Linked DNA regions of Homo sapiens: region 1 is linked to region 2. A link is an interaction called in ENCODE POLR2A ChIA-PET data of the cell type or tissue named here. Cell type or tissue: IMR-90. All regions are shown on one strand. Links, peaks and the distances in the headings refer to the core of each region. The heading gives the core; the rest is flanking DNA. Region 1 has its middle 19 kb from the start of LINC02189. Region 2 has its middle 160 kb from the start of LINC02188.

Region 1 (6,427 bases), core at 784-5,783, 180 kb after region 2:
TTTTTGCCCACATCGCCTCCCTTTTCTTCCAGAATTCATGACTCATTTTTTAAGACATGATATTTTAGAAAATTGGCCCATTTTCTAAGAAAGAATGCAGACATTGGCCAAAAAAAATTTAAAATTCCGATAAGGCATATATTAGTCCATTTTCATACTGCTATGAAGAAATACCCAAGACTGGGTAATTTATAAAGAAAAAGAGGTTTAACGGACTCACAGTTCCACATGGCTGGGGAGGCCTCACAATCATGGCAAAAGGCAAAGGAGGAGCAAAAGCATGTCTTACATGGCGGCAGGCAAGAGAGCATGTGCAGAGGAGCTGTGCTTTATAAAACCATCAGATCTCGTGAGACTTATTCACTGTCATGAGAACAGCAAGGGAAAAACCCACCCCCATGATTTAATTACCTCCCACTGGGTCCCTCCCATGACACATGAGGATTACGGGAGCTACAATGTAAGATGAGATTTGGGTGGGGACACAGCCAAACCCTATCAGGCACTTTAGGGAAGACTCATGAAGCCCCTCCCCCAAGCCTCTCTCAGTCTGGTCCACCTCTGTATCTCACTGCCAGGACCCTGGGCCATGCTGCATCGCCTTGTCCAGGACCATCCCACAGTTTGGACGGGGCTCCCTGACTCCCACCCCCACCCAGTCCACGTCCTGCAGCTCAGCAAAGGTTGATTTATTTATTTATTTTGAGATGGAGTCTCGCTCTATCGCCCAGGCTGGAGTGCAGTGGCACAATCTCAGCTCACTGCAACCTCAGCCTCCCAGGTTCAAGTGATTCTCATGTCTCAGCCTCCCAAGTAGCTGGGATTACAGGCGCATACCACCATGCCTGACTAATTTTTGTATTTGTAGTAGAGACTGGGTTTCACCACGTTGGTCAGGCTGGAATCAAACTTGTGACCTCAGGTGATCCACTCGCATCGGCCTCCCACAGTGCTGGGATTACAGGTGTGAGCCACCGCGCCTGGCCACAGCAGGGTTTAAAGAAAGGTTAAACCACTTAGTGTTTCACAGAGTTAAGCATGGCTTTGAATGATCCAACACCAATTCTCTTCTTTGTTTAAACCATTCAAGTCTTCCCTGGGTCCTCAAGACCCATGCAGTTTGAAGCCATCAGTGGGCCCTACTACACCCCAACCCCATCTCACCTCTACCTCTGCTGTTCTCCCTCTCTCAACACTCACCCCCGAAACAGAGAGTGAGCTCCTCATCTGGTCATTACCACCCTTCCGCTCTAGGCTTCAGTGTCACCTCCACCAGGAAGCCCTCTGCTCTCTGAACTCGGGACCCCCATTACTGGGTGCTCCCTCTGGATTGTGTCAACCTCATCCGCTGTGTGAACAGCTCCATGAGGGCAGTGATTGTCTGTCCCTCACATCCCAGCACCTTGGGCTCCCCCACCTGGACTTCCTGAAGGTGCCCACCAGCTCCTGTCCCCGCTGGTCAGGGGTCGGGGCAGCAGGAGCAATAGGGCCCTGCAGTCTTGCGAGCATCCCTGGTAAAATCAGGATTGCTTCCCGGGAGGAGTGGGCCCTCCTGAGATGCTTTTAGAGTTTGTTTCCAAAGGTGCATTTTTAAAAAACTAAGATCCAATCCAAGAGAAGAAATCCTACTTTCCTTTGCCATTTAGTGAGAAGGCATTGAGTTTGGCGGCGAGGGGCACCTTCAGGAAATTTGGGGGTTTACTTCTTTGCAGGAAGAGTTACCGCTGGGGGATTTTGATTCTCATCCTCATTCTTTTTTCCTGGAATGTGCGTGGAATTCCCGGGGCACTGCATGCCCTTTCCAGGAGGCAGGCTGCACACTTTCCACCTGGGGCCCTTGCATTGCCGCCCTGCTGCTTCCGCTGTTGGATTTTGGGGTTTGAGGGGCCCTTCTCACTCACCTCCCCTGAGCTCTGAGAGCTCACCTCACCCTCTTGGGGCTTCCAGGGAGACAGTTACCATCCCCATGAACCCATCAGCTTCTCCCTGCAATGCCCTTTTCACTCTGGTGGAACACGATCATCCCCTTCACGCCTCTTCCTGCTCCGGGGCCTCCTCCCAGAGTCTTGCCTTTGAAGTGCGTCTGAGCCCTGGCAGCTTTCAGGTGAAGTTACACCTCTTCTTATCTTCCCAGTGTCTCTGGGGGTGAGGCCTTGGCAGCTGCAAGACTCTGTGTGGAGGAGCCTGTCCCCGGGGTGACCTTGGGCTTTCTGAAGATGGCACCTGGGCTGCAGACAGATGGAACAGAGGCAGGGCCCGGCCCAGCCTGGCCCTGCACCCAGCACCTGCCCCATCTACCTGTCTCCTTTCATAACTCCTCCTCTGCAAGGCGGGCTCCACACGCGTGGAAGGTGGCAAGGGTGACACCCTACACAGGTGCTAGTGGCTGCCAGACTTTTATATAATTGCAGCAAAATATACTTGTTATCACCGTTTAAACCATTTTTATTCATATTGTTTTGTATCCATCACTACCATCCATCTCCAGAATTTTTCTATCTTCCCAAACTGAAATTCTGTCCCATTAAACGCTAAGTCAACACTTCCCATGCATCCTCTCCCAGCCCTGGCACCCACCATTCTTTCTGTCTCCATGAATCTGACTACTCTAGGCACCTCGTATATGTGCAGTTGTACAGTATTGTGTGTGTGTGTGTGGGTGTGTGTGTGTGGGTGTGTGTGTGTGGGGAGGTGTGTCTGGGTGTGTGGTTATGTGTGTGGGGGTGTGTGGGTGTGTGTGTGGGTGTGTGGGTGTGTGGGGGGTGTGAGTGTGTGTGGGGTGTGGGTGTGGGTGTGTGGGTGTGTGTGGGTGTGGGTATGGGTGTGTGTGGGTGTGTGTGTGGTGTGTGGGTGTGTGGGTGTGTGGGGTGGGTGTGGGGGTGTGTGTGTGTGGTGTGTGGGTGTGTGGGTGTGGGGGTGTGTGTGGGGGTGTGTGTGTGTGGGTGTGGGGGTGTGGGAGTGTGTGTGTGTGGGTGTGTGTGCCTGGCTTATTTCACTGAGCATAATGCCCTCAGGGCTCATCTATGTTGGAGCATGGGTCAGGATTTCCGTCTTTTTTAAGGCCGCGTAATATTCCACTCTATGGATGGACCACATTTTGTTGACTCATTTATCTGTCAACGGATACTTGGATTGCTTCCACCTTTTAGCTATTGTGAATTGTGCTGCTCTGAATGTGGGTATGCAAAAATCTCTCCAAGTCCAGGTGCAGTGGTTCACACTTGTAATCCCAGCACTTTGGGAGGGTGAGGCAGGTGGATCATTTGAGGTCAGGCGTTCGAGACCATCCTGGCCAACATGGTGAAACCCCGTCTCTACTAAAAATACAAAAAATCAGCCAGGCCTGGTGGTACACACCTGCAGTCCCAGCTACTCAGGAGGCTGAGGCAGGAGGATCAGTTGAACTCAGGTGGCAGAGGTTGCAGTGAGCTGAGATCATGCTGCTGCACTCCAGCCTGGTCAACAGAGTGAGACTCCATTGCAAAAAAAAAAAAAAAAGAAAAAGAAAAAGAAAAAAAAAATCCCAAGACTCTGCTTTTAGCTCCTGTAGGTATATACCTAAGAGTGGAATTGCTGGGTCATATGGCAACTGTCTAATTTTTTGAGGAACCTCAGAGTGTTTTTCACTGTGGCTGCACTATTTTCCTTTCCCGCCAACTGTGCACAAGGATTCTGTCCTCTCTGCGTCCTTGCCAACATGTGTTATTCCCTGCCTCTTTCAGAACAGCCGTCCTAATCGGTGTGACATGGAATCTTTGCTTGTTTTTTTTTTTTTATTTTTTTTCGAGACAAGGTCTCACTCTGTTGCCCAGGCTGGAATGCAGTGGTGCAATCTCAGCTCACTACAACCTCAACCTTCTGGGTTCAAGTGATCCTGCCACCTCAGCCTCCTGAGAAGCTGGGATGACAGGCATGTGCCACCATGCCTGGGTAATATTTTTACAATTTTTAGTAAAGCTGAGGTCTTGTTATTGCCCCGGGTGATCTTGAACACCTGGGCTCGAGTGATCCTCCCACCTCAGCTCCCCGAAGTGCTGAGATTGTAAGTGTAAGCCACCGTGCCTGGCTCAGATAGTTTCTGAAACCTCCGTTCTCAAAACCTGTTGGTCATCTTGTCCTGGAACACCATTTTGAAGTATTTATCCCTCTCTCCTCTCTATTATCGAAGAGGTAGTTTTATGAAGCTGTGGTCCTGCTTTAGGTGCCAGAAACTAGCTGTTGTCATTGTGATACAAATGGGAACCCAGGTCTCCCCAGGAAACTGCCCGGATACTCACTCTGGAGGAGGCAGAATGCGGGCGGCCGTGCTGGGAACAACCCCGGCCTGCTGGCTGTGGCCGGCCTGCAGATCCCTGAATCTGTAGGTATCCAAGACTTGAGGATCACCTGAGCCTCACCCCAGAAGGCGGTCACGATTCCCCATTGTACCAAAGAGGGAGTCAGGGCTTGAAGGGAAACTCTGCGCTCAAAGCACTTACGCGAAAAGCACATCTGTCTTCAACCGCATCCAAAGTGCTGGCCACCGGTCTTCCATATGGTCTCCCGGAGTGGGGCGTCCTGGCCTGAGGAACAGGACCCGAGGCTGCGGTGGGGTCTCTGCCTCCTTTTGTGTCTGCCGCCCAACCGTCTTCCGACAGGAGCAGGTGTGGAGGTCCCTTAGCTCTTTCTGTGATGCGCGCTGGTTCATTCCATCGGCGTTTCCGAGCACCTGCTGCATGCCCGCAGGGTGCGTGCACAGAGGGTACATCAGGGAACAGAATGGGGCGGGTCCGTGCCCTCCCAGCTTGTGAGGGTGGGGGTGGGTAATGAGGAAATTAGTGCGATGGCCTCGGAGGGCGCTGAGAACCACGGGAAATCAACTCAGGGAGACTATGGGGTGAGGCTTCGATTGGCTGCTCAGGAAAGACCCCTCTGAGGACAGAAGAAGCTACCAGGGAAGAGCTTGCCAGACAGGGGGGAACACCATGGGTGCAGGAACCCCTGCGGAAGGTCAGGAGGACAGAGAGGGCCAGGGTGGCCATGGGGGGCGGGAAGGGGAAGGGGAAAAGCGGAGCAAGGGAGCAGGTCCTGGATCGTGCACGTCTGTGGGAGCCCAGAGAAGCCCTCTGGATTCGATTCCAAGGGTGATGGAAAGCCATGACCCAGGCCACGGTGGGACGGGGACTGCAGGTGGCGGGGGACGAGGGAAGCAGCTGGCTCTGTCCTCCGGAAGGAGAGGATGGAGCTTAGCTCAGGTGTGGAGGCTGTGGAGCTTCTTGGGTGCCCATGGAAGGCTGCACGGTCCACACTCAAGGAGGGCTGGACGGGGGAGTTCAACAAAGACAACTCTGGGAGGTGGAGGGTGGGGTGCCCTTTTCAGAGCCATGGAGGAGGAGAGGAAGAGCAGGCCTGGGCAGAGCCCAGAGGGCCCGTTTGGCCATTTTACATCTGAGATGCCTCCAAGATGAAAACCCGGGGCATCTCCAAGGCATCTGGACGTGGGCCTTCCTGATCGGGGACTCGACAGGCCCTCCCGCAGCTGGGCGTGGGCTGCGACCTCTGTGAGCCGTCGCATTTCATCCTCCCGGCAGCCTCACTCCCCTGCTTTCACAGGTGGGGCGGGCAGCACGGCTGGTGAAGACCGGCGAACGAGGCTGCAGGTTTGATGGCAGCTCCCCTGACACCGCCCTGGGCTCTTCTCCAGGACCAAGGGCTGGAACCACATGCAATTGCCCAGGCGGGTGGAATGGAAGAAAAAGGATGGGATGGGAGGCTGTCACCCAACCAGCCCCCTTCTCACCAGTGAGCCCAGATTTCGAGTTGACATTCCTTTGGAATCCATCCAGTAGAAGAGCTCTTGGTAGAGAAATCTCTCTCAGCATGATTCATTCTTATTTTTAAAAAGAGAAGACAAAAATGTAGAAGAAAAGAAAAGCTCATCCTCTCTGTTTGAGGTCCTGCAGCTGAATTCATCAAGAAATGCAGGAAGCTGATTTTCTGTCTCCTTCTGCCACTTTGAGGATGTGCGGTCTTGTTTTCGTTTGCCATTTTAAGCCCAGCCTTTTAAAGAAAGATATTTCACTCTATCAATGTTCAGTTTATTTTGTTACATAAAATCCCCTAAACCTGACCTCGTAAAAACCCTGTTGAGCTCAGTATTCAGAAAGGCAACCAACTCACAATGAGCTCACTGTACAAAGAGGGTGTGTGTTGGGGTGTGCTGCATGTGAGCATGGTGTGTGTATGTGTGCGTGTGATACCGCACACGTGCAAACTCTAGAACATTATAGCCAGAAACAGCGGAGGCCCTCGAAGAGCACCCCTGAGAAGTCTCGCTGAGCAGGAGAAGTAACCTGGCCCTCTTCACCTGTCCACAGGTCTGCCTACAATGCGCAAACCCACAGAGGCCACCTGTCAGGGTGTTGGCGGGCCCCGTGGGTTACGATCA
Region 2 (6,362 bases), core at 1,363-6,362:
TTAAAAATCAAATGTACAAAGATAGATGTTCACTGCCAGGTAATCTAATTGCCAATATCTGGAAGTATCTAAATGTTCTAGAATGGGGGAGGGCTAATTTCTTCTTAAAGGCAAAGATTACAGGTGTGAGTCACCGTGCCCAGCCAAAGGCAAAGATAGTAAGCACTTCTGGCTTTGCAGACCACACACAGGCAGTGTCTGTCACAGCTCCCCAGCTCTGCCATTGTAACACAAACACAGCCACAGACAGTAAGGAAGCAAGGAGAGTGCCTATGTTCCAATAAAACTTTATTTACAAAAACAGGCAGCAGGCAAGATTTGGCCCATAGACCCCTGTTCTATAATAAAGAATATGATTCACAAATTTTGAAAAAGCGAAATATGATTCAACATTTAGCAGCCAATTTAAGATCCTATAGAAACTTGAAAAAAATGTAAAAGATGCAATGTTAAAATTTAAAAGCCAGTAAAAGATGTACAATTGCAATTATGAGAAGTGTGTATAGAAATAGAAAATGGCAGAATGGGAACGTACAAATGAGAATGAAATAAAGATGGCAGGATGATGGGTGTGCCGATACTTTGAAGTTTGCCATGAAAGCCGTTTACACTTCAGACTTTTGCACAATGCTTCAGGCAATAAACCAACATTTGAGGTGAACAGGACCCCATGGTGCTGGCCTGAGGCCAGATTGCCTTGCTGTAGCGTCCTCATCCACTGCACCCCAAGACCATATGTTCCTTCACTCAGTTCTTCATTACTTTATTTAAAACTGGTTTATTAACAAATGGTTGAACATTTGTTCCATGCCAGATGCAGTGGGAAGTGATGGAGAGACGTTATGTGTTTATTTTGTTGTTGTTGTTTTGAGATGGAGTCTCACTCTGTCACCTAGGCTGGAGTGTAGTGGCGCGATCTTGGCTCACTGCAACCTCCGCCCCCCAGGTTCAAGCTATTCTGCTGCCTCAGCTTCCCGAGTAGCTGGGATTACAGGTGCCTGCCACCACGCCTAGTTAATTTTTGTATTTTTAGTAAAGACGGGGTTTCGCCATCTTGGCCAGGCTGGTCTTGAACTCCTGATCTCGTGATCCACCCACCTGGCCTCCCAAAGTGCTGGGATTACAGAGACGTTACATATTTCAAAACATCATGTTATATACCATAAATACATATGCTTTTTTTTTCTTTTTTCTTTTTCTTTTTTTTTTGAGTCTCGCTCTGTCTCCCAGGCTGGAGTGCAGTGGAGTGATCTCAGCTCACTGCAATCTCCACCTCCCAGGGTCAAGTGGTTCTCCGGCCTCAGCCTCCTGAGTAGTTGGGATTACAGGCATCCACCACCGCACCCCGCTAACTTTTGTATTTTTAGTAGAGATGGGGTTTCGCCATGTTGGCCAGGCTGGTCTTGAACTCCTGACCTCAGGTGATCTGCCCTCCTTGGCCTCCCAAAGTGCTGGGATTACAGGCGTGAGCCACCACACCCAGCCTACATATGCTTTTTGCCAATTAAAAATGAGCCAGGCATGAAAATAAATAAATAAACAAACCCTGCTAACACTTTCTGATTGTGATACATACTGGGAACAAGATGGACTGGAGCAAATGGGGCAGAGAGAGGAGGACCTTAATCAGGGTCGTCAGGGAAGATCTGGGGAGGCAGAGACAAGGCCAGTGTGGCTGGAGCCTGGGGGAGGGTAGTGAGGCCGGCGGTGGAGTCGAGGGAGGCAGGGCCCTGGCATCAGCACCGCTGCATGCATATATCCCACAAGTGATGCAATGTGAGCCAGTAAAAAGAATCACGTGAAATTAATTTTAGTAATGCATTTTATGCAACCCAATGTATCAGTATATCATACCAATATGTAATCAATGTAAATATTATTCATATCATACCTTCCATTCTTTTCTTTCTCTGCCTTTGAAATCTGGTGTCCAGCATGTATTTTATACTCCGGTATCTTTGTTTCAAGTGCTCAGAAGCTGTGTGCGGCCTGAGGTGCTGTCCTGGACAGTGCGGCCCCCAGATCTTCGGGGCTTTGGTGTCCGGGAAGTCCCCGTGAGACGAGGAGGCTCTTTTCCTGGGAGAGGATGGCCGTTCGTTGGTCAAATATGTACTAACCTCTGCGAGGTGCACACTTGGAGTAAAGACAGTTGAGACAGGCCCTTCCCTGGCGGATCTGACAGTCCAGGGTCTGAGAAGGGCATTGAGGGTGAAGTTACTGGGTGTCTGGAGGAGGGAGAACTGGGAATACTAAGTGGGGTGAGCACAAAGAAAAAGACCTGGGAGGGGCGAAGGGAGGGCGGGCACTCACATTTCCTTGTTTATTTCATCCAGACTAGGGTGTTTTCTTCCTCTTTTCTACAGAGGAAACTGAGTCACAGTGGGTCGGCTAAGTTGCTCAGTGCTGGGCAGCTAATAAGTGGCAGAGCTCCGGGAAGCTCTGGGGACTCCCAGAGGGTTGTGGAGAATCCTGGAAGTTTTGAGAAGATTTGCCCACGGGCAGCTCTCCGGGAGGCCCCCTGGGCCCTCTGGCATTCCCAGTAATGCCTCATTTGGCAACCCCACATTCCTGGGGGCAAGATTCCAAGAGAATGGGATGGAACAGTAAGGTTGCAGTGGCTCAGCTGCTCCTGGCTGTAAATAATAAAATGCCTGAGCGAGAGTGGTGTAAGCAATGATGGCCTTGAGTGGCTCCACAGAAGTCTGCAGGCAGGAGGATTCTGCAGGCAGGGGGATTCTGCAGGCAGGCGGATTCTGCAGGCGGGGGATTCTGCAGGCAGGCGGATTCTGCAGGCGGGGGATTCTGCAGGCAGGCGGATTCTGCAGGCGGGGGATTCTGCAGGCAGGCGGATTCTGCAGGCGGCGGATTCTGCAGGCAGGGTGATTCTGCAGGCAGGGTGATTCTTCAGGCAGGGGAATTCTGCAGGCAGGGGGATTCTGCAGGTGGGGGATTCTGCAGGCAGGCAGATTTTGCAGGCAGGGGGATTACAGGTGTGGCTCAGCAGCAGCATCAGGAGGCAGCACCTCCTGCCTTCCAGTTCCCTGGCCTCTGTGTGGCTTGACTTTATGAAATGCGGGCTCCAACGCCAGGCCCCGCCTTCTCACACAGTAAGACCCAGAGACAGGGTTGCAGGGGGGACTCTTGTCCCAGGAATCTCTTCACTGGGGAGAAAGCACTTTCCCAGAAGAAGCTCTTTCCCAGAGACTCCCTGTGGAGCTCCCCTTGAGTTCAGAACTGGATCCATGGGGCAATTCTTAGCTGCAAGGCATGTTGGGAAAGTGAGTGCCTCTAGCAGATGTCAGTACCTGTTATGGGATGTGGATTGTGTCAATAAGGAAGGAAGCTGATAACTAGCAGAAGAGCTGTGCCTCACAGTACGGCATCCACAGTTTCACATCCACAGTTTCAACCAACCTCAGATTGAAAATATTCCAAAATCAAACCCAATAGAAGTAACAGTGCAACAATAAAAATAATACAAACAAAAATACAGTATAACAACTATGCACCTACCATTTACATTGTATTAGGTATTACAAGTAACCTACAGATGGTTTGAAGTATATGGGAAGCTGTGCATTGGTTATATGCAAACACTATGCTGTACTACACAGGGACTTGAGCATCTGCAGATTCTGGTATCTGAGGGGGACCTGGGATCAATTCTGTATTCCTAGGATAAGGAATTGACTCCTCCCATATTCATCACAAACTTACTTCCTTGGGAGTCATCTTTTAACAGTCATCTGTGTGATATACAAGTTTTCCCAGCTAGACTGAGAGGTTGCCTTGTTCATCTCCATATCTTCAGGTTGAGCATAGTGCTGGGCAGATAGTAGGTTTTGAACAAATGGATAAATGGATGAGTGATTCAGAGTATCCCAGGATTAAACTGCAGACTCAGCTCCTCCTGGCTTCAGCCCAACTCCCCAGCTGCCACGTGGGTCTGCCTGGACTCTCTGGCAGCTAGGAGCAGGAGTGGAGGATTTTGCTTAGGCATGAGTTATTTCCAGGAGCCTGCCAGGAGCCAGGTCCCACTTAGGTGCTGGGGATGGTGAGTGGGACACATGAGGATCCCTGTTAGATAGTCAATGAATCATGCAAATGAAGGAGACACTTGTGATGCTGGGGGGCAAGTCACCCAGAGAACTTGCCTGGCGGTCAGGGGCACTTCCCCGGGGAGGTGACAGTGAGTTGGCACCGGGGGAAGAGGAAGCTGATGGGTGAGGAGGGGAGGGCAGAGGCCGGCAGAGCTTTCCAGGTGGAGGGACAGCACGTGTTGTCAACATTCTAGGGCAGGAAGGGGAACTAGAAAAAGTGCCCTGTGTCTGTGGCCCCTGGAGGTAGGGGCACCTGGTAGCCCTGGATGAGGCTCAGGTGGGCTGCAGATCTGGAGGGAAGATGATGGTGGGAAGCCCACCTGTGCCCACTTGGGACAAGGCAACCCTAAATTAGGGTGGGGAAGAGTTATGATCAACAACAGCCCCCACCTATTGGGAGGGGGTTCCCTAGAGCAGGTGAACCCCACAGCCGCCCCCCACTGCCTCCCCACCATCTCACCACCCCTCTATTCTCCTGCCCTTTCTTTCTGCAGGGCTCTTTTCTTAGACCTGGCCTCTTCCCCAGTTGTGCCTGAGGGCAAGTGTCAGCTGGGCACCATCTAACCTTCCAGGAGGGCACTTCAGTGGCTGCACCAGTCTTGCCTGGGTCTTGGGACAGCCTGAGATTTATGTCCAAGATCTGTGAGCTTAAAACTCCTCATGTTCGCCCTGCGGATGTTTCACGTGCAATTTGGGAATTTGGGAACGCTCAAAATAGCATTTGCTCATAAAATCGCCTGAAATGCAGTCCAAATGTGTCTGTAAAAAGTAACCAAATAGCTATTTATTGTTATTAGTTCACGTTCTTCGAGCTTCCACATGGGGCTGGGCGTTGATTTAATTGGGTGCCAGACGAGTTTGGGGGTGACCTCAGATGCCGACGCGGACACACTGGGCTCTGCTGTGCAGAGAGAAGCTGGCAATCAGCAGATTCTCCCCGCTGGCTCTGACATCTGACCAGGACACATGTGGAAAGCCCCGTTGGCCTTTTCAAGACATTCTCCTTAAGGTAAATTCCTAAAAACCCCGGCAAGAGTCCAAGGCTGCTCATACAGATGCCAAAATCTAGAAAAAAGGAGCAGGCTGGAAGATGATAAAATTATAATTAGGCAACCCCCTTCCAAAAGAGCCTGTAGCAATCCATTACTTCTATTCTTATGTCAGTAAAGTACACCTCACATACAAGTCACCATTTTAACCATTTCGAAGTGTGCAATGCAGTGGCATTTACATTCACAATGCAGGGCAACCATCACCGCCAACTCCAGAACATTTTTACCACCTGCAGAGGAAACTCTGCACCCGTTCATAGTCCCTCCCCATGGGCCCTCACCCCAGCCCCTGTCAACCGCACGTCCACCTCCTGTCTCTATGGGTTTGCCTTTTCTGGACATTTCATGGAAGCGGAATCGTGTGCTCTGCGGCCTTTTGTGTCCAACGAGCACATGAAAAGATGCTCACCGTCACAAGTTGTTGGGGAAAACGCAAATCAAAACCACAAGGAGATGCCACCTCACACCAACCAGGATGGCTGTCATCCGGGAATGGAAAATCACCAGTGCTGGTGAGGATGTGGGGGAACTGGAGCCCAGGTTCACAGCTGGTGAGGGCCAAATGGTGCCACCGCTATGGACAGCCACCACTTCCTAACAATCACTTATGACTTAGCAGCTGGCTGGGCTCGCTCAGGCTGAAGGAGAAGGAGCCAGTGGATGTTTTGTGCCTGTTGGAGCCTCAGACCTCCCGCATAGTAGCCGTGTGACCTTCAGGAATTCACTCGACCTCTGTGAGTCTTTGTTCTTCATCTTTTACCTTCCAAGATTCTGTGAGGCCAAAATAAATCACATGTATGGCTGGCGAGGGCCTCCCCATGTGTCCCCTGCTGCCTGTCTGGCCTGGTTCCTTCCTGAGTCTCTCCCTCATGCACCACCCCCCAACCAGCCACACGGCTGGGGCTCAGTGCCTCACACAGGCAGTTCCTGCCCCAGGGCCTTTGCACTTGCTGGAGCCACCTGGAATGTGCCCTCCCTCACCTCCTTCACACTTCCATTCAAACGCCGCCTTTCAGTGACACCTGCCCTGAGTGCCCTACTGAAAGTTACAACCCCTTCCCTACCCCTGGGCAGTCCTGCCACTTAACTCCTGTCACTTACAGCATAATAATTGACTTTTACTTTTCAGCTTTATGAAGTCACTTTCTTACCAACAGAACGTGAGCACCACAAGGGCTGAGTCATGTTGGTCTGTTCAGCATCAGCTCCT

Evidence for each region. ChIA-PET counts read pairs that join two places held together with the same protein. Peaks named below come from ENCODE experiments on the same cell type or tissue, not always from the same donor. Only the 100,000 strongest peaks of a DNase experiment are listed, where the experiment ranks them.
Region 1: POLR2A ChIA-PET joins it to region 2 with 11 read pairs; 2 of 35 experiments call an interaction of 5 or more read pairs at or near these places.

What each region holds. Positions count from the first base shown.
Region 1 is chr16:86,699,668-86,706,094 of GRCh38, reverse strand. No RefSeq gene overlaps it. Among named protein-coding and RNA genes, the nearest start is that of LINC02189, 19 kb to the left of the region's middle. RefSeq lists an enhancer at 5,057-5,964 and a silencer at 6,226-6,413. In IMR-90, for the core only: no CTCF peak of the experiment used is centred there; no DNase peak of the experiment used is centred there.
Region 2 is chr16:86,880,653-86,887,014 of GRCh38, reverse strand. No RefSeq gene overlaps it. Among named protein-coding and RNA genes, the nearest start is that of LINC02188, 160 kb to the right of the region's middle. In IMR-90, for the core only: no CTCF peak of the experiment used is centred there; DNase peaks (open chromatin) are centred at 3,914 and 6,334.